Regions from separate parts of the Mus musculus genome. Here region 2 is linked to region 1. A link is a loop called in an ENCODE intact Hi-C map of the cell type or tissue named here. Cell type or tissue: left cerebral cortex. All regions are shown on one strand. Links, peaks and the distances in the headings refer to the core of each region. The heading gives the core; the rest is flanking DNA. Region 1 holds the start of Sall1 (spalt like transcription factor 1). Region 2 has its middle 18 kb from the start of Gm26331.

Evidence for each region. Hi-C counts contacts between places; a loop is a spot of excess contacts. Peaks named below come from ENCODE experiments on the same cell type or tissue, not always from the same donor. Only the 100,000 strongest peaks of a DNase experiment are listed, where the experiment ranks them.
Region 2: it touches region 1 in a loop (6-fold over the local background); 8 of 42 quality-filtered maps call a loop at or near these places.

What each region holds. Positions count from the first base shown.
Region 1 is chr8:89,030,718-89,046,585 of GRCm38, forward strand. It overlaps Sall1 (spalt like transcription factor 1), which reads right to left and starts at 12,145. Exons shown (of 3, transcript NM_001371070.1): 1 at 11,635-12,145; 2 at 1-2,681. The coding sequence starts at 11,710. It overlaps Gm3134 (predicted gene 3134), which reads left to right and starts at 10,526. Exons shown (of 3, transcript NR_166639.1): 1 at 10,526-11,079. In left cerebral cortex, for the core only: a CTCF peak has its summit at 6,919; DNase peaks (open chromatin) are centred at 6,816, 7,598, 9,290, 10,171 and 2 more places; H3K4me3 peaks cover 3,445 bases; H3K27ac peaks cover 5,253 bases.
Region 2 is chr8:89,563,252-89,579,119 of GRCm38, forward strand. No RefSeq gene overlaps it. Among named protein-coding and RNA genes, the nearest start is that of Gm26331, 18 kb to the right of the region's middle. In left cerebral cortex, for the core only: a CTCF peak has its summit at 8,787 (motif pointing left); DNase peaks (open chromatin) are centred at 6,609 and 8,760.

The DNA of each region.
Region 1 (15,868 bases), core at 3,109-11,108:
TGAGATGGCTGGGCTGCCTGCACTCTGGCTCTCCATGTCGCCACCCACTGAGGAAGAGTCGTTGGTCAGCACATCCCCTTCCATGGATCCGTTCTCCACAGACTTCAGGCTGGCCTGCAGCTGCTCCGCCAGGCCAGCATTGATCATCTTCATCTGATTTTCCAGAGCAGCGATGCTCGACATCTCGAGGGGCAGAGGCGAAGATGACAGGCTATCTTGGGAAGCGTCCGCTGACTTGGGTGTGTCTGGGATGCTGCCCTCAGGACACTCTTCCATATTCTCATCTGAGAAGTTGTCTAAGTCGTCGAAATTTTTCTCATCAAAGGAGCCTGTGTCAGACTCCATGGACTCAGGGTAGTTGTCAGGGACTGGGGTGTTGGGGATCTGGCCTCCCATGTGCATACGAATATGCTGCTGGAGGACCACTGCGTTTGTGAACTTCTTCTGACAGATGGGGCAGGAATGCTGGACTCTGAGTGGAGGCATAGCCCGATGGACGCTGTAGTGGGTCTTGAGGTTCCCTTTCGTGGTGAAAGCCCGGCCGCAGATCTTACACTTGAAGGGCCTCTCCCCAGTGTGTGTCCGGTAGTGCATTTTCAAGGCGCTCTGACAGCTGAGAACCCGGTGGCAGATGATACACTCATTGGGATCCGTGGCCTTCTTGTCAATGTTTTCTACCAGTTGCTGCAGCTTGGATGTCTCTGAGGCCTGGGCCGAATCTAAGAGTCCCCCAAAAGGAAACTTGGCCTTGAACTGCTCAGACATGAGGGGCAACAGAGGGTTGGTGAAGGTGGTCCCTCCTGGACCACCGTCAGCCACTGGGGAGTTCAGAGTACTGTTGCCCGCTGTCGGGACGGCGGAGCTTGCCATGTTACTCTCTTCACCCTTGCCACCAAAGGGTGGCACAGCAGACCCTTCCACTTCCTCAGGGACGCCACTTGGGTTTCTTGTGGCCAAATCAGGGGCCCCGGAGTCACTTTTGACTGAGCCTTGGGGACTGGCAGCAGAATGGCTAATAGGGATGGGGGCTGGCTCTTCCGTCTTGATGAAGGGCGTGAGGCTTGGGAGAGTTGGAGGCAATGGTAGGCCGACGGAAGTGGTCAGAGTGGGCAGGACTGGCTTGGTGTCTAGCCAGCTGGTAACTGGCTTCTCTGGAGGGATGGACATGCCGTAGGGGATGCCGGTGCTCGTGGGGACATTGTCCAAGTGCTCCGGTACAGGGTAGGGGTTCATCTGGATGTGGGGGTACTTCTCTTTGTGGCGCTGGAAGTGGACTTTCAGATTGCCCTTAGTAGAGAACCTGTTCCCACAGATGTTGCACTTGAATGGCCTCTCTCCAGTATGGGAGCGCAAGTGGATCTGCAAGGCACTGTCGCTCCCGAAGACCTTCGCACAGAACCTGCACTTGTGTTTAAAGAACGCCTCGTCTGAAGTACTTTTCGCTTCAAAGGCAGTGACATTTGGTGGCTTGCTTTTTCTTTGCTGGGCCAAGGCAGACAGGGAGTTCAAATCTTCTGCGGTTGTTGCAATGTTAGGCAAAGGGGTAGGGAAAACAGCGTTAGCTGGGGTCGGCTGAGGTAGAAGTGGGTTAGATGCAGGACTCAACAGACTGCTTATTGCGAATGCTGGTGAGGACGATGCTGAGACGGCCGGGGAGCTGACATGGGAGGCACCAGCATTGGAAGCCACTTTTTCTGAGGACGGGGTGGGCACTGCAGCCGTCACTATGCTCATGTTGGGAGAAGTGCCACCACTGGGCGGGACGATGGAGGTGCCGGAGCTGCTCTGAGGTAGCTGGACGTGGGGGAGCTGCTTCACACCGCTGATGTTGGCAGATTGGCTAGCAAGGCTCTGTGCTAATCCAGCTGCCACCGCCAGCTGTTGAGACAGATGGGAGCTCAGTGTGGTCAAGGGGTTGGCAGATGTTCGTAAAGTACCTTGAGACGGGATAGAGGGTGCTGCCGGCAGGTCTGCGCTCTGAGAGGCCAGCAGCAGTATTTGGTGACGTATTTGCTCTATGAGCTGCAGCTGGTGAATCTGCTGCTGCTGCAGAGCCAGGAGTTGTTCCATGAGGGTTGAGATGAGCAGCTTGCCTCCGGAGGCCCCCCCACACCTCGCCTCCTGGGAGAACTGGGCCACCGCTACCTTGGTGCTCTGGAGATTCTCAATGATGACGTTGCTGTTGATCACCGAGAAGTTGCCCAGTGTCGTCAGGTCCCCCAGTTGAGGTAGAGAGGTTGTGATCGCTGAGGTACCCGTGGAAGAGCCGCTGTGGCAGCTCGGGGTGGTGATGTTGGTGACACCGCTCAGAGTGCTGCCACCACTCCCGCCGCTGCCGCCAGTGGTGGTGGTGGTGGTGGTGGCAACTGGGACCTCCACCTCCATGGACTCTTCCCTGTCAAGCCCCTTGGGTTCTGAAAGGTCGCTGCAGTCTTCTTGGTCTGCTTTATTCGCCGCGTCTTTCATTTGGTCGTCGGGATCATTGAGAGACGGGCCAGGAGGGAAGGCTTTTGCTGGGGAGGCTGGACTTTCATTGACAATCAAAACTAATTGATTCTTAGTGCAGCTCTTTTTATGGAGCAGAAGGTCTGATAATTCAAAGAATTCAGCGCAGCACCGGCCACAGACATGGGCATCCTTGCTCTTAGTGGGGCGACTTGGTTGACCCTTCTCTGTGTCCCCTACAAACATCAAAAGGTGCAGGGTTAAAAGTGAAGCGAGGACAGACTGTCAGTAATGACTTGAAATTGATAGAAAGGGCCATAAATGTTTTCTATCTGCTAAACTCCAAATGTGACCCCCCCCCCCAAAGCCAGGCTGTATTTCCTGGGATGCCGAGGAACTCCTGTCTAGCTGGTATTTTGGATAGTTAAGGCCTTTAGATAATTCATCAAAATATAAAATACCATGAAGGGTGGACATTGGTACATAATGAAATTCCATAGCAAAATATTGATTTCCAATATTTTATACACCGATTGTCTACTTGCTGGGAGAGGGTCCCTCCAGCACACTGAGGACTTATTAGGCTCTTGAGTTTCTGTCAACCTTATTCATTTTCAACTGATGCAAAGATATCTGTGACAGTCTGTTCTGTCACTAAACTAATTTGTAGTCGTTCAGGTTCCAATCAGTTGTTGACAAGGGGGGAAAATGCATATCACCCAGCTGAGGACTGATGACTTCAGAATCACCTCAAGTCCCTGCCTGGATCCTGAGCTCGGGGGCCCAGTGGTGACAAACACAGTTCAGTCCAATCAGTAACAGACCTGTTTCGACTTCAAACCAGAAAGCAACACCCTCACAGGCAAAATGAAAAGAATGCAGGATGGTTATCCCTCACAGGCCTGTCTGGTACCTATGTATCACCCCCGCCCCAGACGTGAATTTTTCAAATTCAGGATTGAGCTCTGCTGCTCATTCTCCTAGGTAAAGAATATATGCCACCATGCTCCACGTGGCTAGGTTCTAAATAATTCCTCAAAAGTGGTCTTTCTGTCTCTAAAAATTGGTGTGGCATCTACAGTTCTGCTAAATGCTAGCTGAAGAAGAAGGTGCTGAGAGGTCCTCCCTTCCTTAAGAAATCATGCCCACCCAGGGGAGAGTTTGGCAATTCTTGTCTGAATGCCTTTAAAAATACTTTGCCTTTTGGTGTTATCGATTGTCTAACAGATTGTCCTGAATACATTGCATATACATATACATCACACACACACCCACACCCACCCACACACACACACACATCCATCCATCCATCCATCCATCCATCCATCCATCCATCCATCCATCTCCCTATTCATATCCCTTGATTGTTTGGCTTTACTGGTTTGCTCAGATGTCTTCTCACTAAGATCCATTTGTAAATTAAACATCAAAATCTCCAACTCCAAGCTAACATCCTATTCAAAGACAGGATGGCGTCCCCTTGTTTGCTCAGCATGGGGAACACCAGCTCCTGTTGTACGAATGGTGTGTGTGGTCATCTCCAAAGGCTGTAAAAAAAAAACTGTTTAATTCAAGGATTGCCTCCCCGCATGCTTTTCTACAGAGCTGAATCAGATAATAGGTAGTTTCCATGACTTCCAAATTGAATCTTCTAGAAAACTTGCAGGAGGAAAAAAAAAAGTAATTGCAGATATGAATACATGGAAAATCAAAATGCTGCCTACCCCAGAAATCCCAGTCAACCCAGAGCACATTCAGAAGAGCCAGAGGTTATCTTTTTGGATTAAGCATCTAAAAAGCTCGGAAGAGTTTTGCATTTCAGAAAATACAATTAACACCTAAACAGTCACTTGTGAAATTCCTTAACTCTATCTGCCTGGAGTGATGAGGAAGTTGATTAGGGCCCCTGGTAAAGTCTGCTGGCCAGAGGAGAGAGGGGACGCGTGCACTCTCCTCACTGGCATAGTTTTAGTGGCTGAGTTATATTTAATAAGCCGGCTTTCCTAATCCCCATCTTTAAATCTACACGGGGTTATAGTGCAACATGCATTAACAACACCAAACAAATCGCAGTTGTAGCAGAAAATACCAATAATGATCCAGTTTTAATTTAATGTTTAATCATCCTAATTGGCACCAGATTCCCATGCTCGCTGAAGGTGCTGTTTTAAGCACTTTCTGTCTCTTCTCCTGACTTGAAATACTACAAACAAAATATTAAATGAAATTTGCTAAAGTTATCCTGCCTCACGCGGGACAAAAAAAAAATGATGTGACAAAAATTCAGTGTAAAGCTTCGTATTTTGACAACTGATTTTAAATGATGCCCCCATTTCAGATGCTTATTTTAAACTAGGAAATGCAATTCCTAATATATTCAACAGAAATGTTATTTCTTTCTCTTTGCACATTTCCATATGTAATGGCTATGTTTCCATCTACTTTTACAGCCAATTATGAAGGAACAAAAGCTATTCTGTTTGTTCACACATTTTCAACAAAATGCATTAAAACTATTATGTCAGCATGTTCTATTAAGCTCTGCATTCAGTGGAAAATACTTTTCAACCAGCTCACATTTATCAAAACATAAAGCCACTTTAAAACACAGTTTTGCTTGGTCAGCTGGGCTTAGACAAATAATGACAGATTCAGAACTAAATAACCAGCAAGGGAAATCAGAAAACTGACTTCATCAATTGTACACATTACAATGTGGTTGCTTCAAATATTTAGCACATCTGTGCTCACGGTTAAAGGGCATTTTAATTCTTTATAACTTGCAAACATCTGATATTCTCATAATATATAGAAAAAAAAATAAAAGCTAGGTTACTTTCGAAGGTTACACTGATTTCTACTTCCCTGCACTGGGGTTTTGCATTCGTGCCGCTTCAAGACTCACTTGAGAGAATTTTTAAGTTTTTCTACCTGAACATTTTTATATTTAGGATTATGCTAATTAGATGGAAAATAAAGACGCTTAGAAATAAATGCCTGCTTGCTTCTGAGAGAGAGAGAGAGAGAGACCCTTTATAAAAGTTGGCCATATTTGAGCTTCGATTTTCACAATTTAGCAAGCTGACATTTGATCGCACTGTACCATCAGCTAATTTAATTTCCTGATGTTTATGAACAATCTGCTCCCTCCCAAATCCTGGCATCTATTTTGATTCGGCTCAGAAGCAGGTGTTGCTACACTCTACAGTGCCTAACTTTAAACCATTCTGCATGGTGAACAGAATTCCAGGGAAACCAGCATGGATCTTTAGCCCCAGTTACTAAAAGGAATGACTAAAAGTTACAATTAGATAACGAGCAGGCAGAAACACACACACACACACACACACACACACACACACACACACACACACACACACACACACACAGAGCCCTGTGTTCTTGTATCTCTTTAAATAATCTGTTACACAGGATGGCAACTGGTGACCTCCTTTTAGTAACTACAGTTCCCTTGTTCCTCCTATTGTAGTGAAAATCACATTCCAGATTCTTTTCTATGGATTTTGCATTCACAAATCTCGTAATTCCAGCCAGATAGGAACATTTACAAAGCAAGAGCCCTTTTTTCCCCTCAGCAACCCCCCCAAAAGATGCTTAGAATTTCTGTTCTTTTTTTGAAGGAGATGTTGAATCATTACCAAATTGTCACTTAAATTCCAGATGTTTAAGCTCTGGCTGAACTATCTAGGTACCCAATTCAAATTTGTCACTTTTTATCCTCTTAACCAAACACAGCAGAATTTGGAAGCAGGAAAACGAAGCGTTGCAGCCTCTCTACTCAGAAAGCAAAAATATAAAAACTATGCCTCGCACAGAAAGGTTCAGCCAGCCAGGAGAGAAGAGGAGGAAAACAAAAACAAAACAGAAAACAAAGCAAAGCAAAACAAAACAAAAAAGTAGAAACCAACCACCAGGCTCTACCAGATTTAGTTTTCTCTTTGGGAGCGCCTCAGAAAGACACTTAACACTACTTGCCAGTACCTTAAGACTACATTAGCATTTCTTAATAGAACTCAAACAATAGTGGACTTGGGGCCCCTAATTTTAACAGGCTGTTCCTTCCCACAGGCCTGCTTGCAGAGGCGATCATGAACATATTTGATTGAGTGATGCTTTATCTTTTTGTTTTATTTTTTTAAAGCAGGATCCGAATGTCCAACTTAAGGTTCCAGAAAAAAAAAAGCTGTAAATACAACATATGCTGCGCATATTTTCTGTAATGTCTGAAGTTCCTTTTATGCAGCATACAACCAAATGACAAATGAACTGGTCCCCTTCAAGTTTACAGTGCCAGCCCTGATTGTGTGGAAGGAGACAAGAGAACCCTCTGGAAAAAAAAATAACATGGACAAGATACTCCATTTAAAGTTCTGGTCCAGACCCACCTCCGGCTCACAATGAAAGGGGAAAATGTCTTCCCTATGGATGAATTAAAGTGAACACTAGATGGGGATCCAACAGCAAGGGTTTGTTCACAAACTACTCTGTGGCTTTCCTATTCCAGTGACGCGTAAAAGAGAGACTCCTTAAGGCGAGATCTAAACACTGACTACACAAACATTGGCAAAGTCACAAGAAACTAAATCCCTGTTGTTGGAGGGTGAAGCTGAGCCGTGGGAACTACCTGTCAATCTTCCCCTTTGGGGGTCTGGCATCTGGGGGTGGCGGGGGAATAAGGTTAGGAAAAGAAGCCAAGCTGATAAGGAGAAACTAAAATAAACTACCAAGTTCCTGCTAAGTGACTAGCAAGACTCAAATTGGGGGTCACCGGGAAGACACTGAAGGACACATTATGATCTGGACCTTGTCACCTCTGCATGGGAGGAGGCTGGCAAAGGTTAAAACAGCTCTACACGTCCAGGTTTTCTAAAGCCTGGCACACCAACTTTTTTTCCTTCTTGGGGGAGGAGTGTCAAGCCTCAGGTTAATATTATCTTTCTCTCCTCAAAGAATATTTTAGAACACAGGTTTTCTGCACTAGGGACTGTGTTGGAAAAAAACACATTTAAGCTGCAGAAGAATTTCGATTTTTTTCTGGTTACTTCACACTGAGTGAGCTTGGCTAAGTTTTGAAACCCGGAACCTGCCTGAATTCCCTCCTCCCATCGCCCTCCAGATTCGCTACCAGAAAAATGTGGGCTTTTGCCTTCTGAAGGATATTGTTGGTAAAAAGACAACTAGAAGTCTCCAACCTTAGAGAAAAGAAACGGTTTCCCAAACAGCACCCTATAATTTGGTACTTGTGCCCTGAGCCATAGCAGAAATTGGATGTAAAATACACCAACAATTGCTCAATGCCGAAAAGCTACCTTCCCAGTTTATCTCCTGCCTCAGCAGGCTTTCCCGGGTGCTTGTTTTTTAACATTTAGAAAGTATTTGCAGCCTGAAGCAAATCGCAACAAAACAAAACAAGACCAAAAAACAGTTCACATTTTCTCATCTAGAATCTTCTATTATGCCAAACTTAAAAATAGGCTTGATGAAACATGAATTCTTTCCAACTGCCTTATCTTGCAGGTGTCAGGGTTCTTTTCTTGTTTTTTTTTTTTGTTTATTTGTTTGTTTTTGTTTTATAAGAGAATTCATTATAGTTTTCTCTAACCTTTTGGGCCCAGAAATCAATGTGTGGCCATTAAGCTGCTTACAATGAGTAAATTACTTTGGTAAATAATAGAATTTCTTTATTAATATGAGTAAGAAGGGGTTTTCAGGTATTCCTTAGGAGAGTCAATGCTTTCTCTGTAATTCCCGATGTTCTAAGTTTCTTCCAACATTATCCTTTCCTTTAAAAAGCTGAGCAGCAAAATTGTTAAACGAATGGAGTCGGAATGGGGCCTGTTAGAAGCTGCAGGAATCTTGAAACCATCACCACCAAATGGAGTGAACCAACCCAACCAAAAAACTCAACACACACACAGACACACACACAGACACACACACACAGACACACACACACAGATACACACACACACACACACACAGGCACGCACCTGGAAATCCAAACTCAAAGAAAAGTAACCACAAATTAAATCATTAGATTTGCACATTCCCTTTTCCAGGATTTATCCATCATGGTAAATAATTCTTCCAAGGCTACTTATCTCTCTACAAGTAACTGGAGACTTGTTGAATATCTTTTAAGAGATGAACCCTACTCACCACAATCCCAGTTTTCATAAGGAACAGAAAAATACCTTATAGGAATACTCAAGTAGAATAAACTATCAAGGTTCTAAGATTAACTTCTAAGATCAACTAAATAATCATTTTTTTTTAAATTGAATGGTGGTGTTGGGACTGGTGCTTAGCAAGGCGTAGCTTTCTTTGTAAAACTCAAACACGACACATACTACAGGATGGGGCCACAGAACATAGAATTAGAGTGGCTGCTTCAGGGCCACTGTGGCTCTGAAAACTTTTCTAAGGTTTTCCTCTGTGTAGAAGTCAGACAGTCTGGGGGACAACACGGGAGGGAGAAGGGTCTAAACAAGATCTACTTTGGTAATGCCTGATATTTCATATGCTGTGTGTAGTAAGACCCTCTTGAGACAAGAGAAAGTGTAAAGCTGGCATCTGAGTAAGGGGTTGCCTTCCAAAGTAAAAAAAAACAAAAACAAAAACAAAAACAAAAACAAAAAAACCCACCAAACGCCCAACAGCAGCGGCTCCTCAGGCACATGTTCTGTTCTGGGTAGGGAAATGGATGGAGATGGCTGGACTCGTTGCAGAAGAGTCGACTTTTAAAAGCAAACGTGAGCTGTGTCATGCACTTTCCTCTGTATGTCTCTCACAACTATTCCCAAATGAAAAGATTCGGGGTATGGCGGGCCCTCCTGACTGTCAGCTGCTGGGGAGGGCTGCTTGTGTAGAGTACTATTACAGCACACTAAATCCTGTAACCCTATTACAAAACCTGCCCTCTAGTCAACTTCTCCCAAACTTATTGTTCAGCCATGTAAAAACAGTCATAACCTAAAACTATTACTACTGAAGAAAAGGAGGGAGTAAGGAGCTGGCCTGGGAGGGGTGTTTCCTAGGGTGTTCGGGATAATCACTGCTTTAATCACAATGAACCAGCTTTTAGGAAGAAAAAAGGAGAAATTAAGTGAAAAAAAAGAAGGAAAAGAAAGAAAGGAAACTTGATTCAGTTCCTTAATTAACTTACCTCACAGCTCAAATAAACTAAAAAAAAAATTGTACTAATAAATAATAATAGTAAGAGGCAGTGAACTCCTTTAATGCTATCGCTTTATGAGAAGCCTTAACTATTAAAAATTCCAGCTCTAGACTCAAAGCGAAGAACTAGCAAGGGTCTTTTCTTCCCAAGCTCGAGGTGGTGGTTGTTAGTTTTGAAATTCTTTGCGTGGAAAATACAAACAACCAGTATAAATTTAAAAAACAAAAACCAAAAAACACCTCTCTTTCCCCAGGTTGTTTTTCTCCCACCCCCACCCCCGTATGCAAATTGTTAAGTTTTAACAGCATCCCGGTGCAAAGGCCTCACTTTAGGAAAGATTGTTGTGGGGGCGGCAGAAAGCCTAAGAAACTAGCTGAGAAACCCCACAAAAATAGTCCGAGTGGTTGCTGCGGCCTTGGCTAATTTCATCTGGTTTTACCCTCAAACCGGTTCTTTTGGGGTGGGAAACTGGGTGTGTTTCAAGGGATCCTTCCAGAGGACTCAGAGAATCACACTGGTGAGGCTTCGAGCTTCCAAAGGTGCTGGGCAAAACAGTTGCCTTAATGGCTCTCAGATCGCCTGAAAAAATGTCCAGGTGTCTCACGCCAGGATTGCCCTCTCCCAACAGCGAGGAGGAAGTAAGCTGTCGATCCCTTGTCGCTCTGGCTCTGCCTGCGCGTACCCGCACCCAGAGCCGCTCAGAGCCAGGCCTCTGGGGACGGAGCCTGCGATGTGGGGCTCCAGCGCCCGCAGAGCGTAGTGGCCAGAGGTGCGGATCTCAGGTCACGCTTCCGAGCTCTGCTGGGGTGCAGCTCCTTCCTCCACGCCCGGGATCGAGGATTCCCGAAGGGCAGCCGGGGCCGCCGAGCCTCGGGTCTGGTCACTCTCCAACCGACGCAGCGGAGAGTCAGGCACAAAGTCCGGTGACCCCGGAACCGAGCGTAGCCTCTGGCCTGGGAGCTCGGAAACTCTGCCCTAGAACAGTTCAGGTCAAGCTGGGGTCGGAGGGGGTCTTCCCTCAGTGACCCCAGTTCCCTGCGCGGGTCTCTCCCATTCTAGGCCACAGTTCCCGCACACAAACTTTTCCCTACTCATTCAGTCCTTTCGGAACCCTGCCTTCATTGCTCGGCTGGCTCCAGGGGTCTGGCGGGCTAATACCCGGGACCCAAGAAAGTGTCTAATGACCCTTACCAGAACGGGTCCCGAAGGATGGGACTCCATAATACGTGGGGTGCACACATCCAAGCCCGACTTTGACGGGTTATGGGTGCAAGTGTGGAAAGAAACGACAGGAGAACAAACTTGGGAAGCCGGACCAAGCGACACTTCCCTGTCCCTAAGTCAGTCTCCAGAGCGACCGGCAGCACTCGGCCGCGACCCCAGGATGTCGCTCCTCCACCCCAACCCCCAGTTCTCACGGCTCGGAACCCCCAAAGGTACCATGTTTCGCCCGCTAGCCAAGTGGGAACGAGAGTTTGGGGGGGGGGTGGGTACGGAGAGCTCCCCACGCGCTCGGCGTTCAGCCACCCGGACGAAGTAAACTTCTTTAACGTTGGCCGCAGGGCTGGGCGGTGAGGCCCAGGCGACAGAGGCCCAGCCCGGGGACCCGGGTGGCGCGCGGGGAGCGGGAGAGAGCTCGCGTGGGCAGCTCCAGATGGCCTCTGCCCGAGAGATCGCCCCTCGGGGCGGCAGGGTCGTGGCCGCGGCTTCTCCGACCCTCTGGGCGGAGGAGCGAGCCGGCCAGTCGACCCTACTCCGCCCAGTCGAGGACACGGAACTCCGGAAAGCTCCAGCCGGGATAGGCTGGCTCTCCCGGGACAGGGGAAGCCTGGCCCGGCAAATTGAAATCGAGGAAGCATGAAATAAAATCAGACGCGCCGAGTGCAGAAGGCGAAAGCGGCGGTGGGCGCGGGGCCCGCCGCGTGTGCGTGGGTCCGAGTGTGCGTGTGAGTGCGTGTCTGTGTGTCCGCGGCGCCGGCCGGAGCACTCACCATCTCGCCGGGGGAGCGAGGCCACTTCGGGGTCGGATTGGAAATGTTGAGGCTTCGCTTGCTTCCTCCGCGACATGCTGGCTCAAACATCAGCTGGGGCAGAATAAAAAATTACTAAAAAAAAATCTTCTCAAAATTACGGAAATCGAGCGGCGGCGGCGGCGGCTCCCCCCGCCCGCCGGCCCGCCCGCCCCCTCCCCGGCTCCCCGGCCCCGGGCACAGCGCGCATGTGTCCTGCTATAATTATGATTATCAATAATGCATTGCGATTAATCATAGAGGGGCTCTTTGAAAGGCGATTGGCACCGGGCCAGCGCTATTCAAACCCGCTCGCCTTAATCAATTAGTTCGTGATTTGCTGCAGACCCCTGTCTCTCCGCGCGCTGGCCCAATAAGCCGGCCGCGGGGCTGGCTCTGCGCGCCGCGCCGCCCGACTCTTGGTTAACCCTCTTGGCGACCGCCGGGGACTCCGCGGCCCGGCCGCCGGGGGCCTGCCTCCTCGCCACTGCGCGCCCAGCGCCCCGGCCGGCGCCCCCCGCTCGTTCCCCTCCCCCCTCCCCCGCCCTCCATCCCGGGCTGGGCCGACCCGAATTAGCATGCTCGCCCGGGAGCCTAGCGGAGCAGGGCCGCGTGGGGGTGGGGCTGGCGGCGGGGGCTGGGGACCCAGGCTGCGGGCGAGCGGCGAACTTCCTAACTCCCGCGCTGCGTACTGGCCCGCGAGGGGGAGGGAGTCCCGTGGCGGGACGGGGTAGGAGAGGGCGCCCCATTTCGTGAGTGTTCCTTCATTTTCTTTAAGAGCTACCAGAAAGCAGCCCACCCCCACTCTCATAAAAAAAAAAAAGCGAGTGGGGAAGAGCCAGCCCCACGCCAGTCCGCCTCCCGCTCGCTGCCGGGCCTCCCTCCCGCCTGCCCGCCGCCTGGCTCGGAGATCCTTCGCCCAGAGTTCTCCACTCTCAGGATCCCGGGCTCGCGGGGGTGCGGAGAAGAGGACCCAGGAAAGGTTTGGGGACGTGATGGGTTTGGGGCTTGGGGGGAGGGGCAGTTTTCTCGCCACCCCATCCTCTCCCTGCCTGGGAGCGGCGACCCTCCAGCCTCTTGCTGGCTCCTTAGCTCCCTTTCTCTACCTTGGACATTCCCGGGACAATTAGGGCTGAAGTTTTCGGGAGAAGCGCCCCGAGCCCGTGGGATAAGGGGGCGGCTCGGCTCCGCCCAGGACCCCCTCCCGAACCTCCCCCCGGCCGCCCCGGTTGGCTGCAGGGCGCGTCACTCCGCGGGGAGGCGGCGGCCACCGTGGCGCCGCCAAGCTCCGGGCGGGTGGAGAGCAAGGACCTGCCTGAGCTCCGAGTTCAGCTTCTGCGGGAGGGAGGGGAGGGGCGCAGCTAATTCTGTGCTAAGCAGCGCTCCCCTGGCCTGGGTGGTGCTGCTGGAGCCAGACCCTAGGCACCGCCTCTACCCTGGACCCTAGTGCTCCGTGTCCTAGGGGTGGAGGCCGCCACCTCGTCGCAGACGAGGTGGCTACCCGGAGTGAGTGAGCATGGAGGGGGGGTCCTGTTCGTTGCCCTGCTAGCTACGCCGTGACTCGCCTTCACTTTTCCGACACTTGCTACGTGCGGCGCCCAAACTTTTCTCTCCATCTCTCTCTGTTTCTCTCCCAGAGCTGGGAGCCAGCCTCTCTTACCCGCTCACGGGACCCAGGGATCCGGGCCCTGTACTCCCTCTTCCGGGTTTGGGCGCCTGCGAACCTGAGGCTTGGTCCTCGGCTTAGTTTAGACCTCCTCCTGCCTCGGGGTTTCCGCTCGCCGAGGTTCCCGAAGTCCTGCACCCGAAGGACTAAACTAACTAAACTTCGGCTGAGTAATGGGGGTGGAGGCGGGGGAGGGGTGCAGATACACAATCCTTGCCCTATCTCGCGATCAGGAGAGGAGAGGGCTCATAAGGACGCCCCAATTCTGGAGCGCCTTTGAGTCTGGATCGTGACACAGTCGGCTCGCGCGAAGTGGGCACTAGCCTTCACAGCAGAGCCTTGGAACTCAGGACCCATGTCGCACTCTCTTAAATGGCTTTTAGCCCCTTTCCACGGTTCTTTTTCCCCTAATCTTTTGTGTGCTAGTTGAAAGTATCTTTTTATGTCTGCTGACTTTATACTTCTTGGTTTAACTTCTGCCTTCTTTCCTTCTCCCCGTCCATCCTTCCTCTCTCTCTTTTTTTTTTTATTTTGTCCTTGCTCTCCCACCCCTCGCGCGTCTCCCTGGTCTCCGGCTCTCTCCCGCATCTCGCTCTTCCCTTCTCTCCAGGTTCTGTTGGGTACTGTAGATTTTGATAAAAAGACAAACGAAGCTATCAGTGGCTCTGATGTTGAAGAATGAAGATAATAATGTTTCCATAGGTGGTGTTTCAAATGCCATTATTTCTCACTGAATATTTAAAGAGATCTCTCGGCAAAGATGGATTTGCGCGCTCCTGGGGTGCTAGCCGCTTACTTTCCCCAAACCCCCGGGAACGTGATCAGACCGGAACACTTTTAAATCTAGCACTCTCCCCTACCCCGCAAATCGGAGCGCTTGAAAACACACCAACGTGCACCCCTCAGGGTGCACCGAAGCTTCCAGGCGCACCTTTCTTCCTTGAATCTGCCGGTATTTAGAGCCGCCCTCAACAGTCTTTAACATTCTTGGCTTCTTGAAAGTCCTGGCCTCCGGGCAATCCAGTGGCCAGAAACCCAGTGGAGCTGGCGGTCCTACAAGCCCTTCTCGGGGTGTGCTCCGCGGGAAGCTCCAGGGAGATGCTTCACACGTGCTCACTGTTGGCTCTATGTGTGATTAAGGGTGGGGGGAATCTCCCCCCAAACACCACAAACGAACGAAAACGCAAAATCTGCTGCTTCGCGCTGTTTAATTAAAAATGGGCGAGCAGAGACGAATTAATTGCGGGTATCTAAACTTTGATAACTTTTTTCGTTCTTTTGAGTCCTCGACGACGTAGAGGCGGGCGCCTGGCTCTGTGAGCGGCATCCCCCGCTAATTTCTTGTTTGTTTTCTTTCCCTTTGGCCGGGAGAGAGAAGAGGGGAGGTGGAGGAGGGGGATGGGAGGAAGGGGACGGTTGGAATGGCCGGGAGAGAATTGGTCTTTATTGTTGGTGGCGATACATCAATTACAGGCCATTGTCTCGCGCCCAAGTTCCGCGGTTCGCTGGTGCGGTCGCCGAAGTGTCAGCAAGCTGGCGAGGCACCGCGTGCCGCAGAGCAAAGACATAATTAAATCAATAAAAAATGGACACAGATTGGGGTTTATTTTTTTATTTTTGAACGGGTCGGGAAAGAGAAGGATAGTGAGGTGCCACAGCTGGGGTTCCTTCTAACCTGCACACCTCCAGGCCAGGGCGCTCCATAGGGTCGAGTCCTCCAAACCATGGATGGGGGCTGCTCCTGGGAAATACGGCGAAGAGGTTGTGGCTTGTAGGATCCTGGGGTGGGGGGTGGGGGGCTGGTATTTAGGGACAGATACCCAATAGGGAATGGGGATAGCCCCAAATGAGGTGACAGCTGCGTGGGGGTCGCGACCTCTCAGACCAAGACGAAACGGACCCTGTGGAGGCACTTAGCAATTGTACAAACTGCCTTTGGGGTGCGGGGATGTCTATGTTCCCTCCACAGTATAGCCTCAGTTTCCCGAGGTCTAGTTTGTCCGCGGTGAGTTGGCTGGCCCGAGGGCGGTGGTCTAGGGCTGCGGCCATAGAGAAATTTTCAAGGAAGGTGTTTCCGGACTTCTTTGTTTGAGCTCCAATTTTAGGAAGGGGTGGTCGCATGAAGGCCTTCTGTTCTGAGGCCTGGTTCTTCTACCCGCAAAGTTTTCTAATTATGGCCCAGTCTGACCCTGGTGTGGGATGTGATTGAGGCCTTATGTGGGCCCCTGACTCTTTTTCAGGTTCCATCTGTGCAGTTTGAGCACCCACTCTACAAGTGGAGGTGGGCCCTAAGCGCTCTGGCTGTGTCCCAGCTTCCGAAATTTCCAGCCCAGGCTCCAGGCAGGGGCTACAAGGGCAGTAGAGGAGGTTTCGTTTTCCTATGCCGGGCAAAAAGCGGCAAAAAGGCGGCAGCGGCGCCCCGGGGGCGGGGAGCAGGCACTTCGATGGTATCAACATTATTGATGGGGAAACGTACTGGGCAGGAGCCGGGAGATCAGGTTCCCAGTCCCTCCCCTCCCCGGTGGTGGGTGGGATCAAGTGGATGGTGTG
Region 2 (15,868 bases), core at 4,576-12,575, 530 kb after region 1:
TCCTCAGCTACTCCACACAAAGGCCATCTGTCAGCAACTGAAACTATTCTTTGATACATATATATATAAGCATCCAAAGGGATTTGCCCTTTCCCAAGTAAACCCACTTAACCCTTCCAATAAGATTAACTGTTATTTGTTTCCATTAAATAAAAATGACCACACTAATATACATTTAATAGTTCCATAACAGTTGCAAAAAGATCAGCTCTCCTGTGGATATCTTTTGTAGATAAAACACACGGGCATATAAATAAAGGAATTATGACAGCAATTAGATAACCCATAAGGTGGTGGGGATTGCCTTCCCTCCCTCTCTCCAGTCTGCAACTGTGAAAGAGAAGGCAGCATAAAATATAGACGCCAGAAAGTATCTTGCCCTCCCCTTCCTCAATTTTACAGTAAACAGCACTTCTAGTTATAAAGTATGTCTGAATACACACAATTATTAAGATTCAGGGGACACCCAGTGACTCCTGCCCCTTCCCACTGTACATCCTTGGGGACGTTTTTATTGCCCTTAGGCTATGCAGTTTCAAGCCTCTGTATGTGTGGTGTACAAACAGGGCCCTCACTCAATATCACTGTAATTATGGGAATTTGCTCAGGCAGGGGGAGGGAGGGGAGACAGGGGAAGAGCTCTATTTAGTGGTACTAATGTGACCCCCACAGTAACATTTGGGGAGTCCTATCTCCTATTTCTGTCCTAAAGATCGTCAACATTGTTTGGATTAGCTCTTCAGAAGCAAAATAAATAATGCATTTGCTACCACGGAAGAGCCTAGGGAAAGATGTCAAATATTTCTGGACTTTTCAGTTATTTATAAAGAGATTACTGTGTTGCCATATATTCAAACTAGGAAGACCACTCCCTGTCCATGGGATAGCTGAAGTTTGAGACTCAGTTTACCTCCAGTTCCTGCAGCCTTCCTAATACCTTCCTGTGTTCCAAGCTCTGCATTTCCCCCCCCCCCCCATTACCTGGGGGAGGGAGACAAAAGGCATGTGTTCAGGAGATGGCAGAGTGGAGGTGGCAGATGGGTCAGTGGGCATGAAGTAGAGCCCACCATGAGCTGACATTCCCAGGTGTTGGTATATGCAGGGAATCCAGGCACCTTTGTTTCTGCAAGGTGGTGGGGTGGAGTGGAAGTCACAAAACAAACAAGCAAAGAAAATGGAGTTTTCTTTCTTCCTCAGAGCTTCTAGATTTGTCTCCCTTTGGATGTCCTAACTGCCCAGTTTCATGAGAAAGTCCACTTAAAAAGGCTGCCCAGCCTGAACAGATACACGGCATGTGTCAATCACACTCCAGTTTTCATCTGCCTTGAGCTGGACCTATAACTTGCCCTGGCGACTTTGCTTTTCTCGGGTGTTCAGATAGGTATCAGAAAACCACCACCCATCCAGACCTGACTCAGGTTCTTCTCCAGCTGCTCTTCTCTTGGAGGCCACAGCCCAAGCTCCAGACTTCAAGTTTCCCACCCAGTAGGTGTCTAGGGAAACAGGAAGCAGCCTGGTGTTGTGCTCTCAGCCAGAAAGGCGCACAGTACCTGCGGGAGACAGGTAAATCTCTTGCTGCTGAAATCAGATCGGTGTAGAGATTTTCCGATGAAACTCATCTGGTTGGAGCGGGCGCTCCGAGGTAATGGTTAAATGTGTGGAGAAGGCAGACCCTTGATAAGTATGGCTACTGTTCTTTCTCCTAGCTGGAGCAGGGAAAATACCGTGTGTCCGGCAGGAAGTGCATATCTCCAATGGTAGCTCCCCGGCTTTGTCATTTTCGATTTAATGCACCTATGTAGCAAGCTGGCTCACTAGGTTTGACTGCAATTACCTTATCTTTCCTATTTTTAGTGACAGGACCAGATTATTTTAAGTGCATTTTATAGAAAACCCTTCTTTACTGAAGTATAAAGACTGTAATAAAGACAATACAATGTTTTGAAACTGTTTTAAATCCTTCACTCAGCATTGCGTCTACAGATTTAACATGTAGGGGTTCTAATCTTACTGCTGCTAATTAGAGCTTTAGTGTAATTGTGCCAACAGGGCGCTTGGCATAATAATTACTATTGAGAGACTCTGGTGGCGCAGTAACATGCCTACATAATGCAGATATGTCTACGATCACAGTGCAGTCACCTTTGTATGTTGACTCAAGTTGGATTTTAACCAAGTAAGGGGTTATTTTGCCTTTATAATAAAGCTTAAGAGGCATATACATATGTATGATTTAGGTATCCATTTTTTCCCTCTTTCAGTCCTTTGAATATTAATTAGCAGGAACCTCAGAAGGCAATGGGGACACATTTTGTTTTAAAGATCTCACAATGTAGGACCCGTCATTCTGTGAGTGGGACCCACCATACCGCTGTGGCAGAGTCTAGTTAGACCATACAGTGGCCTGCTCCTGGAATGTTCGGCTGGGCGGGGGTTGGGGGGCACTCTGGAGGAAGGTATCATGCCTTGAGACAAACAGGGAAATGGGAGAGGGGGGTGGATCCTAGAGACCTCAGAGATGGTCTGCTCCTTACATCTTCAGAGTTACAGCCTGTGTTTGAGAAACACCGTTTGTTCCCAGGCTAGACTATGCAGCTGGGATGGATGGAAACATCCTGAGTTTCCCACTGCTTTCTCTAAGGGGACGTTGGGAAGGAGACGGACATGCCTATGACGTGTGTTAGGTAGGAGTTAATGTACGGGGTGCACTGTTCACTGTCGTCTTTCTCTAGGTAGGACACAGCTGAAACTGGGCCACTGGAAAGGGCCATTTGGCAAATGCCATTTTTGTTTGTTTCAATGTTTGTTGCTCCTGAGGTACACAACCACTTGAGGGTAGGGCCTGTGTCTTGTCATGATATGTCTGACACTTCAGCTAATCTGTGTGCTGGTAGTGGCATATTTTTTGGCTCGGATGCAGTTATGTTTTTTTCTGTGTGGATTTTTTTAATTTAATTTAATTTTATTTTATTTTATTTTATTTTTTGGTATGAGTGATTTTTATTTTTGGCTCAGATGAAAGGGTTTCTACAGAACTGATTTCTCAGAACAATAAGTCATCAGAGAGGGTCACTGGTCATTTAAAGTGCTCCAGAGAGGGAATTTTTTTTTAGCGTAATAAATATATTTTAAAGGTACTGTGCAATAGCCAAGAGCCTGACCCATAACTCCATTTTTAGCTCAACAGCCTTGTTTTTATTGCCCCTTAGTGCCTCACTTTTAAAGTGACAGGAAAGCAATTTCTGATTACAAATCAATGGGTTAGGATGTCACCCTCAGACACTGAATGCAGCTGTAAATCCTCACAGTCGCCTGTGATGCTGGGAAATTGGGGGTCAGGGATTAAAGAAAGTTGCTTTGTACAAGGAGGGTGGAAATGCCCGTGTTAACACGGTGTTTAATATTGCCATCTCTGGGGAGGACCCAGGCTGTGCCAGCATGCAAGCAGCTCCTTGGAGCTGGCCAGCTCAGCGGCTAACAAGGTGTGCTGACCACTCAGGCCAGAAGAGCCTGTAAATTTTCCATTTTGCCCCAGGGAGGCCATGACTCTGTCCCAGTGGTGAGCAAGTAGGACCTCTGTCCCCTGGACACACTCCACCTTTGCCTTATCATGTTAGCCGAAATACCTGTGTTCTTGTCATGCAAGCTACCCTTTGATGGTGCACCCTTCTCTCCCCTCTAAGCTTTTAAGGTAATCTTAGAGAAATCATCAAGCTATAAAAAGAAATCAATAAAAACAGAAAAGGTTCCCATCACCCCGAAAGAAATCCATAATGTTTGCATTTTAATAGAGACGCTACAGGGGCAGACCCGTCATTTTCTTTCTGATGTGGTCCTTTGATTTCCCTCGCAGCTCACGGGGCTCTTGACTTCTTTGAGAAAAGGGATTATTGAATCGTGTGTCTCCCTCAGATGTACTTGATCACTCAAGTATCTGTACTTACGAATGTTAGAGTCTGTTCAGCTGTTGTCTCTTTGGGAGCTCATCATGTCTGTCATCTTAATATTAATTGGGTTTTGTGTTGGAATCTCAAGCCCCACATTGAGTGGCTTTCAAGAGAGAAGATTATGCTCAAAGCCAGATACAAAGACAAACAAATTTAGCATAACAATTATCATAATTGCAGAAACATTCTGTCGCAAAATAAGCAAAGCTGATTAAGAGCCCTTCTACGTTATCAAATATTAATCTGGTGTCTACAGTCTAACCTGGTTGAACCTAAGAGGCTTCTTATGGTCTTACGTATTCACAGGCTTCCAGAAGCTGAACGGAGACAAGCTAATAGCATGAGACAGCCCAGCCAGGATGGTAAAAGGATCTTTGCTGAATGTAATCCACTTAAATTGAAAGTAGTAACAGATAAGATCATAAACCTGAAATCAGAATTAAAACATATCCTGCCAGTGAGATGTTTTTGCGTAATTCCAACCACATGGTCACTCTGAACCATGTTGCGAAAAAGTATTATTCCTATGCTTTGCATTAAAAAAAAGAAAAACAAGGTCAATATCTTTATGGTCAGTCATCACAATGAAAGGCACAGCCACCCGAACCTTTCCTCCCAGGCTTTCCTGATACCCACACAATGCTGGAAGCTGTAACACTCCCGCTAAGCCGGAGAGTTAATTTTATTTGTAATTTTCAGCGGCTTTTAGTTTAATTGCACAATTTCCTCAATTATTAAAGTTCACCCTGCGTACTTAAGTTCATTAGCCATTGTCAAATGGGCAAATTACTTTGCAATTTTAATATTTGTTGGACAAAGCTACACTAATAGAATCATTCTCCAGACTCAGCCTTCACTTTGCGGCAGCTCGCAGTGCAGCTGCAATAGGTGCCAGGAACTCCATCCCCTTTCCCTCTTTCTTTAGGACTGTCTCCTCCTGCTCCTGACTTTATCCACACCGGTAGACTTTCCTGTCTGTTCCTCTCTGTTTCCAGAGTTGGGGAGCCCAGGAGGCCAACAGTAGCATTGATAACATTGGAGTGGCCATAAATATGTCTGAAAAACTATCTAGGTGGTCAAGTTCTCAGACATGAGCAACTTGCATAAGTAACATATAGTCATGTGTGTGCATCAACCTATAGAAACAAAATTGGACTTCTCAATAATCAATAAATTGAGGTTTCAGTCGCTAACATTTAGATCACTGCATCTATGCTAACATATCATACATGTGTATATATATGTATGTGTATATATATATGCATGTTTAAATTTTTCCATAGTCTAAGTGCTGGCAAGACTCTCTCTGTGACACTCTTTCTCACACACATACACATACACACATTCACAGCTCACTATACTACACTGAGCTACTCGATATATGTGTGCACAGGCTCTGCTTACATATACATGCTTACACTTGTAACCAAAACACCACTTTCTTCCAGCTTCACCCCTTGCATTTCTGAGCCCCCGCCCCGTGCCCCGGCACAGATCTCATTTGATTAATGATGGTAGGTTTGCTCCCTGGCAGTGCCACCCCACCCTCTAGGGATGCCGATTGTTGAAATGTACCAGTATCAGGAACCTAAAAACATGTGTCCCCACCTGCTGCCGACTGTGTGCCCTGTGCATAGGGACTCAACTCCAAAATATCTGGGTACCAAGACTTCCAACCCTAGAGGACAAAACCCTGCCAGCGTGGTTTATCTTCCCAATAATTAGGCTTGTGTTTCTGCTTTATTAACTCCAATACAACAGCCCCCTGCCCTCTGTCACCAAGGAGACTAATAGATGACAGTCACTCTGATTTGGAAGCCGTACAAATTAAATGACTGAAGTGAGAGGAAGCGAAGTTAAGACAAATGGTATCAAGATAAGGCAGTCCATCATTTACATAGGAGTTTTTCTAACATTAAGAGGGTGTGGGGGGCGGGGCTTCATTTTCCATGCATCAGTGTTAAAACAAACCATCCCAGCGTCCCCATTCAAGCTCAATGACAGGGAATTCCCAAATGTTTCTAGGAGTAACTGATGGCCTATGTCTAAAACCAGGATCGCCTTCCCGTCTCCCAAACACCCATTCTTTTTATTTTATTCTTTTTTTTTTTTAACTTTTCTCAAGAAGAGCCTTCTTCAGTTTTCTGTGCATGAATCCACGAGCTGGCCGTTCTTGCACAGCTAGTCAACAAGTCTAAATCCTTATCATCCCTGGGGCAGATTTGTGATGCATTCTTAACCTCGTGTTTTCCCTTTCTGGGGGTTTGTCCCAGGGGAGGCATCCTCACACACCTTGTGGACAATTAACGTTACCCAGAGAAAGAAAAACAAAATCAAAATATTGGAGGGGCTGGTGGGCATCCAGCCATGCCAGTTCCCACCATTCTTCTGCGGAGCTGTAGCTGTGTTCAGTGGTCGGATCTGAGAAGCCACGTTAGCTCTTGGCTGCGTAGCTGCCGGGTCTGGCGCAAGCTGATGAGATGTGATTATCTCCATGCAGAAATACCAGGGTGGTTGGGAGATAATTTGAAATGAAGTTAAAAATGAAACGGCACTAAAGCTTTTCTCCCTTGTGTCAAAACAACCACATCTTCTCCATTCCTTCCTTCTTCCCCCTTTCACTTTGACGACACTGGTTCACACTGGGGGTGGAGACACGCCTTCTTGCAAACTGTAATCCTTGGCTAATTTTAAATTTCAGATGATTCTGTTTGAAAGACAGCTCTAAGTTTCTATCAAAAAAAAAAATCAGCTTCCGGAGATCACAGATAGAGGTTGCCATGCTGGCTTTACTGAGTAAGCCTTAGACACTGCTATGACTCACAGACTCGAAGTTTCATTTTTCTATACTAACACTATTCGGGTATGAATAGCATGCCTTGATAATAAATGACATTCGGTTGCAAATGTCTTTGAACTTTAGCTTAAAAGAAGTGAAAACAGATTTAAATACATTTCAAATGTTAAACACTATATTTATTGAATCATTGCAAATGGAGTTACCGCGTCAAGTGACAGGTTTTTTTTAAAGCTATGTAAATGTTTCTTTCTTTAAATAGATGTATTTTAGTGCGAGGTATATGTCTAGGCACTGTCTAAGCTTGCAGCAATAATTCTCGATTTACAAAATCAGCAGTGAGGGTTGGGAATTCAGCTCAGTGGTAGAGTGCTTTCCTAGCAAGCACAGGGGCCTGGGTTCTGTCCTCAGCTGGGGGGAGGTGGGGGGGGGCGACAAAATAACAAAATCAACAGCGAATCTTGCAGTGAGAAAGAGTCCATTGCAATCATTAATATTATCCCTCTCTGTGCACACATGCAGTAATCAGATCCCTCGATGAAAACTTTTTAAAATTCTAAAGTTTGATTTCAGGCTTTGCCTTGTGTGTGAGTGTGTGTGTGTGTGTGTGTGTGTGTGTGTGTGTGTGTGTGTGTGTGTGTGTGTAAAGTAGCTGAGTTCTTCTGCAAGCTTCAAAAGTTCCAGCCACATTGTTGAAAACGAAGTTTGAAGTTATTCTGAACAGGGTTGTACAGCTCTTGTGTTCACTGCAGAGTTGGGGGTGGGTGGGGGTGGGGGTCATAAAAGCCGAATTCACTGAGGGCAGAGGGAAAGTCTTTAGAACTCTGTCCGCCCCAGCGCCATCAGTCAGTTAAGAGGAGTATCTGCAGGGTGCCCCCCTCTTCCCTTTCTGCAGTGCTAGGGATGTTTATGTGGATAGAAAGGGATGACAATTAGTTATATTTATCCATTCTGGGTCCATTTAATCCCCACTGTTTTCACTCCCATCAAATCCATTATCCCAAACAACGCTGCGTATGTCTTGATGGAGTTGCATGCAGACTGGCCTTGTTTACTCCGAGAAGACGAATTTTATGGCAACATTAAATACATAGTGAAACCTCACCAACGCAGGCCCTTGGCAGAGGGAAGTCATCCTTGTGGCTCCTCCTATCTGCCTTACCCCATTGCAGTTTGACTTGGTCCTTAAACTCTGGACCTTTCTCCCCCACGTCCCTACATTTTCTCCACAAGTTTTTTATTTATGGTCATTGAGTCCATGTGTTTCCAGAGGTCACAAAAAGCAACCCCATCTTCAAGCAGCCAAAGTCTTCTCTCTCTCTCTCTCTCTGAAAATGGCTTGATATTGATATTACTCCTAACAATTCAGGCTTTCTTTTTTAAGCCCAGTTTTTAAAAAAGAAAATAAAAGAGAAGAAGAGAAGGAGGGGATAAAAATGTAATAATAATAATAATAATAATAATAATAATAATAATAATAATAATAAAAGGAAGAAGAGGCAGAAGGGAGGAGGGGGAGGAGGACTCCCTTGTTTGTTTAGAAAGAAAATCTTAGGTGATCTTACTTACTTTCTTTTCTTTCAGCACTTCTTTGTCTCCCAAAGCGTGTTGCCTGCTACTATGGAAGCTGCAGAAGTGATTTGATCAGAAAATGCAGACCTGTGCTAGCTGACAACCACACAGTAAGGGTGAGGACATCATATGTGTTTGAAACTCCTGGTTTCACTAGGAAGAAAAAACACACTGTATGGCAAACTTTATTATTTAGGCCTTAACACACAGCCAGGACGAGTGGCTCAGACTAAAGGAAATCACTGCTTAATTCCACAAACATTGTTGCAGCCCAGGAATGGCACACACACACACACACACACACACACACACACACACACACACACACACACACACACACACACACACACACACACACACACACACACTCAAAACTTTGAGAGGTCCCCTCCATGAGTGCCATCCAAGCACACCAGTATCAAAACGTGCGGCGCAGCGCCATCTGCTGGCAGCAGGTGCGTCACCTAAATCGCCCCGGTCGCAGAGGGCTATACTAGGTAAAGTGTAAAGGGCTCAGAACCTTTTTCCGCTTGGGGTTCGGGCTGCTGGCCAGCCCTGTTTGCACAAAACCATAAAGAGTAGGCAAGCGACACTGTGTAGAGAGAAAACTGCGCAGGAGAAGCCGTTTCTCAAGGCCTGTTCAGTGTGTAAACCGGGGAAGATGGATAGGTTTGTAAAAGGTCCCCAGAGATCTTGGCCCAGGTTTCTAGCATTCAAGAAGTAGGATTTCTTTGTGTACAAACACAGGGGTACCTTTCCCCTTTCGTTCTGTCAGTCAGCAAGGTATCCGCAGGCCTGTCTTCACATCGTACTGTGTGCTCCGGAGAAGCTGAGCAGTTCCCAGAGATAGCATTGGGACCTAGGCCATTGCTTTCTTGTTGGCTTTAAAGGGGAAAGGGGACACCAGGCTGCCTTTATTCATCAGGTCCACGAACTCCCGGTGTTCCATCCCAAGGGCGGAATCTGAGATAGACTCAGCACTCATAACTGGACTATGTGGACCAGCAGACAGGCCATTTAAGGAAGACCCAACTCCCACCCCCGAAGTGACTGTGAATAGCACCTTATCCACAATGGCTCTTTAAGACCCTCATGCGGGCACGAATCTTAGCAGTTTCTTCTTGTCCAACTCTCTCCCACCTCACCCCAGGCACACAAAGCAGGCTTAGAAGCAAGGGCAGGCACAGCTCCATTCCCACCTTCCATGGGCCGCTTGCTCCTAGCCTGCTTGGGGTTTCTCTGGGCCTCATAGAAGACAAGCTGGTGGAGGGGGTGGGGGTGGAGGTGGGGGTGGGAGCTGGAGTGACTAATCTCCCCAGTTACTCTCCCTTTCCCCTCTCCCCAAACTGTTAGATTTTTAGAAAGGAATGCAGGACTTTAAGCCTATGTTTACCGGGATTAAACAAGCCAAGCAAGCAAATTTGAATTGCCCATAAGAAGCAAAGGTGTTTTGTTGCCACAAAATGTCCCTCCTTTCTGTTTTTCTCCCTCCCTCCCTTCTTCGTTCCCTTCCCTCTCTTTACCTCCCTCCTCCTTTCTTCCCTTTCTCTTTCCCTCTCTATGCTCCTCTCTTCCACCCATCTTTCCTCAGTACATCTCTCTCTCTCTCTCTCCCTCTCTTCCCTCTTTCCCTCTCTCCTCCCCCTCACTCACTCCTTGTTTGTTTCCTCCTCTTGTCTCCCTCCCTCTCTTATCTTTGTTTACCTTTTGCTTCTTTCCTTCCTCTGCTCCCTCCTCCTTCCCTCCATCTCTCTTCCTCCCTCCCTTTCTTCCTCACTCCCTCTCTTGCTTTCTCCTTTGTTTTTGTTTTTTCTCACCTCAGTGCTCTGTCAGGGCCCTCTAGGACAAGTCTTTAGATGGGAACTGAAGTTGACAGAGACAAAGTAATTTGCCCTGCTACGCAGTGAGGTCAAGGCAGCAGAGGCAGAAATTAGGTTTCTAAATTCAGTCTGGGGCTTGGTCACCTTTATTACCCCTTCTGCTCCAGGACAGCCCACAAGGTAGGGAACCCAGTGATGGAGCCGCCCGGCCTTACAGAGTCATCCCGGGGACCAAGACCCATCAAGTAAAATGGCACTCACTGGTAAGTACCCCTCTAGTCACCTGTAAGCAACCTCACCATTGTGAATTGTCACATGGCAAACCCTCGTCTTTTTTGGAAGAGCCCCAAACTTTTCCTTTCTGTGACCATTGTTCCAGTTTAAAGGTTTGTCTTTTTGTGTGATGCAAGTGTTTAGAGCCACTTGATAGACAAACCCTATGAGACTGCAGCTTTCAGATGCAGCAGGGATCACAGTTTTTTTTTTTTTAACCTGCTCCTTTTCTTTGGTTGAAAAGAATAGGAGAGCCTTTGGTTGGGAGCCATGCCTGAGCCTTCGGGATGTGGCACTAAAGACCCAGCCCATTATTCTGGAACTTCTTCTTGCTATGACCCATTTAGGCCCAGAGGCAGTGGTCTGGCTCAAGTACCAGGACACTGACCCTGCTTCTCAGGAGCTCTCCCATCAGCCATTGTAATCTTGCAGACATCAGTGCTGTGGGCTAAGCTGGCCTTTCCCTCATCAGCACCATTTACTCTCCTTCTTTAGTATGTGTATTTTAAATACAAATGTGATTTCAGTGCCCACTGCTTTGGGCAACCGAGGCTGCTTGACTACTGTCCCTGATGTCAGTAGGGCTCTGAGGACTGGGGTGCAGTTTTTCCTGCTATGTGCCAGGTAGAACTTCACCAACAAATGGTAATGCAAGGAGCTGGTTTTTGGAAACCGAGCATTTTAGGTCCAGATCAGATACAAGAATTTATCCCCCAGCTTGAAAAGAAGGAAGACATAGCTTAGACCTAGGAAGTACAGTCTCATAGTTTTCTAAGACACCAGAAAGAGAGGCAAGCAAGGGCATGGGGGAGGTGATTAACATTGTGTGCCTGCCTCCCTCACTCCCCTTCTTCATTCAGTCTTCCTTCAGACTCTCTGTATATGTCAGCCTTGAACTACCTTCTGTGAGAAAATAACAATGGACAGAGGGAGCCAGAAGGTTGGAGAACACGGCTTGCCTTTGTAAAGCCTCCTGTTCGTTGGGCCTAGTTTCCCAAGACCAGATTCTGTTCATATCCCTTACTCCATTACACACACATCAAACACCTGAGTGCTTGCGATTCTTCGCCAAAGGGGTCCATAGGAAGCCCTTGCTCTGCAACACGGCAGCTGCACAGAGGATTTCTTCTGAAATGTTTTTCAGTCACTTGCAGCCAATCCTCTAAGTCAGTGATTCTCAGCCTGTGCATTGAAACCTCTACAGGAACTGCATCTCAGATATCCTGCATATCAGATATTTACATTGGGATTTATAACAGTAGCAGCGTGACAGTTATGAAGTAGCAGCAAAATAAATTTATCTGGGTGTCACCACAACATGAGGGACTGTAGAAGGGCTGCAGCATCAGGAGGGTAAAGAGCCAGCGCTCTAAGGAGTGACTCATGTTCCATTTTGAGAGGCTATTGGCCAAGTCTGGACTTAACCAAAAATGCAGGGCAGACTAGGCAGGTGTTAACTGTTTGAGGACTAAAATTCAAAAAACTCACTGAGAAGAAAGAAGTGAGTGAACAGCTTGACCAAGGAGACACTTAAGGCTGCTCTCTTGAAGATGAAATCTCCCTCTTAGTGCTATTGATGAATACTTGAAGGACCTCACTGGGCAGGATGGACTTTGCAGACAGAACTTCATCCCCACTTTAGGGAGGAGTAAACTGAGGCCTTAGAGAATCGAGAAACCTGAAAAATCAAAGAGCTTCTAAAGAGTGAGACAGAACTGGAAAGTCAATTCATTAATTCCAATACCTGGAAAGTCAATTCATTAATTCCAATACCTGGAAAGTCAATTCATTAATTCCAATACCTACATTCTCAGTGGGTTCTGATTAGGGGTGTTATCTGCTGTGTGACGTTTACATTTATTTTCTGCTGTGGTGTGGAGTGCCGGGGTGAAAATCGGGGTTCTGCACATAAGAGGACAGCACTTTAGCACCGAGAGCTACCTCCGCACAGCGTCTTAATAGTTCCCCAATGAGCTAATGAAGCTGTTTGATCATTAGGCCAATATCATGGATTCAAATTATGAAGGGCAGGGATTAAGTGAAGGACTGGGAACTTCAGCCACTAACCTGTACATCGTACAGGATTCATGGATGTTGTCGCTTTCTCTTTTGGTCAATTCATAGTAAAATCCTAGCTAGTACATGATCTCAGTCTCTGTCTCTTTCTCTGTCTTCTCTCCTCCTCCTTATTCTTTCTTCTGTTGTCTACAAACAACAACAACAACAACAACAACAACACACGAGGAATGACAGGGGAAAAAGAATGAAGGATGGATGAATGGACAGACAGACAGAATATATTGATTCTTCACTGATCATAAAGCCTTACAAATGGAGTTTCGGGAACTGTCCATCAGTTTTGCAGGTAGGAGGCAGCAGCAACAGCTGCAGCATTCCATTTCAGGAAAAAGACATCGAAATCACGGCTGTTGAGGTGTGGAGTCTCAGCTCCAATAATAACGTCCAGACTGGCTGGCTAAGTCACTACCTTAAGAGGATGGTGTGCACTGTAATCAAGGTTCATCACTACCGCCGTGTGCAGAATGACAGAGAGAAAACTGTGCACCTTCCCCAGGACTTTCCAAGTCAAAAAGCTACCTCTATTACAACTATTTCTTTGCTACCTGCTATCATCCTTGTTTGTCTGATTTTGGGGGACTCACCCTCACCTTCGTTAGGGTCTCAATACACCCGAGGGGGTATATACCAGTCCTGGGAGGAGGAGATCATTTCCATACCAGAAAAGCAAATAGCTTCTCTATGAAAGACTGGTACCAGACAGAAAATCTTAGGAAAAGGCCCAACATCTTTCTCATGGGTTTTCGTAGCCAGGGGCAACTTAATAGTCTGCCAAAGCCAGGGTCTTGTGGATCCCACTCAGGAGATCTCTCCCTGTGGACAAGCTCCTCACTCTTCAGTCGGTACAGCCCCAGTGACTTTTGGCAACCATCTCTTGTCAAGGTACTGGAGGGGCAAGTCAGGGCACTCCAGGAGCATAGCTAAGCCCTATGGTAGCCACACAACTCCAGTGACTTGTGAGGAAAGAAAGGGGAATCATTTTCTCACTGTGTAGAGGCACCAGGCATGAAGGGTGGACTGTGAGACACCGTTCTCTGTGCCCTGCTTCCAAGACTACCACTCTGTTCTCTCATCTGTCTAGTGGGGATAATAACACACACATCACTGGGGCTTTCTAGGACAGATGAAGGCAATCACGTACAACAGTTCTGCACAGAGCCTGACACACTGTAAGCCACAGTCACTGAGCAATTTCTAAAAAACCAGATGGAAAATATTTAAGCTTTGTGTACCATATAGTGTTGGCCCCAACTGCTTAGCTGTGCTATTACCTGGAAGCAGCCATGGTCTATATGGAAATTAATGTGACGGTCTTCTGATCAGTCTTTACAGGAACAAATGACAGGCAAGATCCGGCTTTTGGGGTGTAGCTTTTTGATACTTGCTTGTTGATGTTACTAATGGCTAAATGCCGGCAGTGTTTATGATGGGTATCAAGATAATGAACCATTATCCACAGAGACTTGTGGGTAAGTAACAAGACATGATCTCTATCGTCTGGTAACCCGAAAGTGTTAGAGAAATAGAAGCATCTCGCCAGAAACCTATTATAAGGTCCACTCTACCCAAAAGGGATGTTAAAATTTACAGCCGTAAAATCAGGAGCCTTAAGAGTAGCAGAAGATGGCCTATTTAGCCATCACTGGGAAGAGAGGCCCCTTGGTCTTGCAAACTTTATATGCCCCAGTACAGAGGAATGCCAGGGCCAAGAAGTGGGAGTGAATGGGTAGGGGAGCAGGGCAGGGGGAGGGTATAGGGGACTTTCGGGATAGCATTTGAAATGTAAATGAAGAAAATATCCAATAAAGTTTTTTTTTAAAGTCACTGGAATTATTTATTTTTGTTTTGTGAAATCCCAACTTCACTCTAGGAATGTGAATCCGAAGTACTGTCCACTTTCCAGAATGTTATATTTCATTTAGAAACTTTAACTTTTTTTTTCCAGGAAAAATACAAGTGGGCAGCACTGTCACACACCGAAAGCAGCTAGAGTGGCCTTCCATGATAGAGCATCACAGAGAAGGAAGCTGGGCTGCTTGGTCTGTATGCAGCCACTTTATCCAAGTCAATGCTGGGGCAGTCAGAATAGCAGCTTGATGTGTGTGGAGAGGGCTCTTGACTCAGCCAGAGGCCTCAAGGGGAAGGCTGAGAGCCAGAGTGTGAAAATCACAAGTGGAACAGAGCATCTGTGAAGGTGGAATGCCAGATATGTCTAAAGCAGCTGAGGTTGAGAAGTGTATCAAAGACCACCTACCTCTCTGTCTGGCTATTCTGTCTGTCTGTCTATCTATCTATCTATCTATCTATCTATCTATCTATCTATCTATCTATCTATCTATCTATCTATCTATTATCTATATCTATCTATAATTTATACCAATTTATCATCTATCATCTATATCTATCATGTATGTCTATCTACCATATAATTTACATGTACATCATTCTATCTATCTATCTCTATCATCTACCTCAACTAGACTTCAATATCAGTGAGATCCATTACACACTAGGACTTAGACTTCACCCAGTCCCTCCTCATCTGAGCAGACCTGAATCAAGCTTGGTTTAATAGGAGGCCAACCGTATATTTTCCAAACTCACTCATCTCTCCCTATTATAGCTGCTGCTGAATGTGGAATGCCAGCATTTTCTGGATATACCTGTTAAGAGACACACATATAAGTTAAAGGTGGAGCTCATGCCCACTTCAGGGCACCAGCAGACGTCGTTCCATGGAAGGATCAGTGTGGCTGTCGGGTGGTTCCGAGAAAGCGGTTAGACACTTGACTCATCCATCACCCGGAATTCTGGTCACTGATTGGTATTTACCAAGTTCAAATTCTATAGAAAAAGACACTAAGGCTGAGGTGTAGCTTAGCAGCAGAGCATAGGCTAAACCATACCAACTTCAGAAACTCACCAAAGCCAAAGAAAAAGGCAGTGCCTCAGAAGACAGGGCCTGTGGCACCTTGGATGCACTTCTGGTATCTACTCTCCTCTCACTTCTGCCTCTTCTGGTGGACTTTTCCCTTCAGAAACCAGCCAGGGAGGTGCCTTTGCCCCACCCACAATGCATCTCTCTTCTATCATTTACCTCATAGGGCTTTGTTCCTCCTGCTGCTTCATTTCCTCTGAGAGATTCAGGTCTTCCATTTCTCTCTGTCACCCCACCCTCCAGAACAGTACCCAGCTTCACCAACATGACTAGGTGTCATGTACTAGCGATCCTCCTCCCTCCTCTCCTGATGTTTATCTCCGTCCCAGATGTGAGGATCACACTGTAGAGCAGCGCAATTCTACCATTAAGCAGGCTTCTGGGAGGCAGGGGGCTTGGGGCTTGGAGTTCTAAGCCCCAGCCCAAACTTAGCCAGGACTCT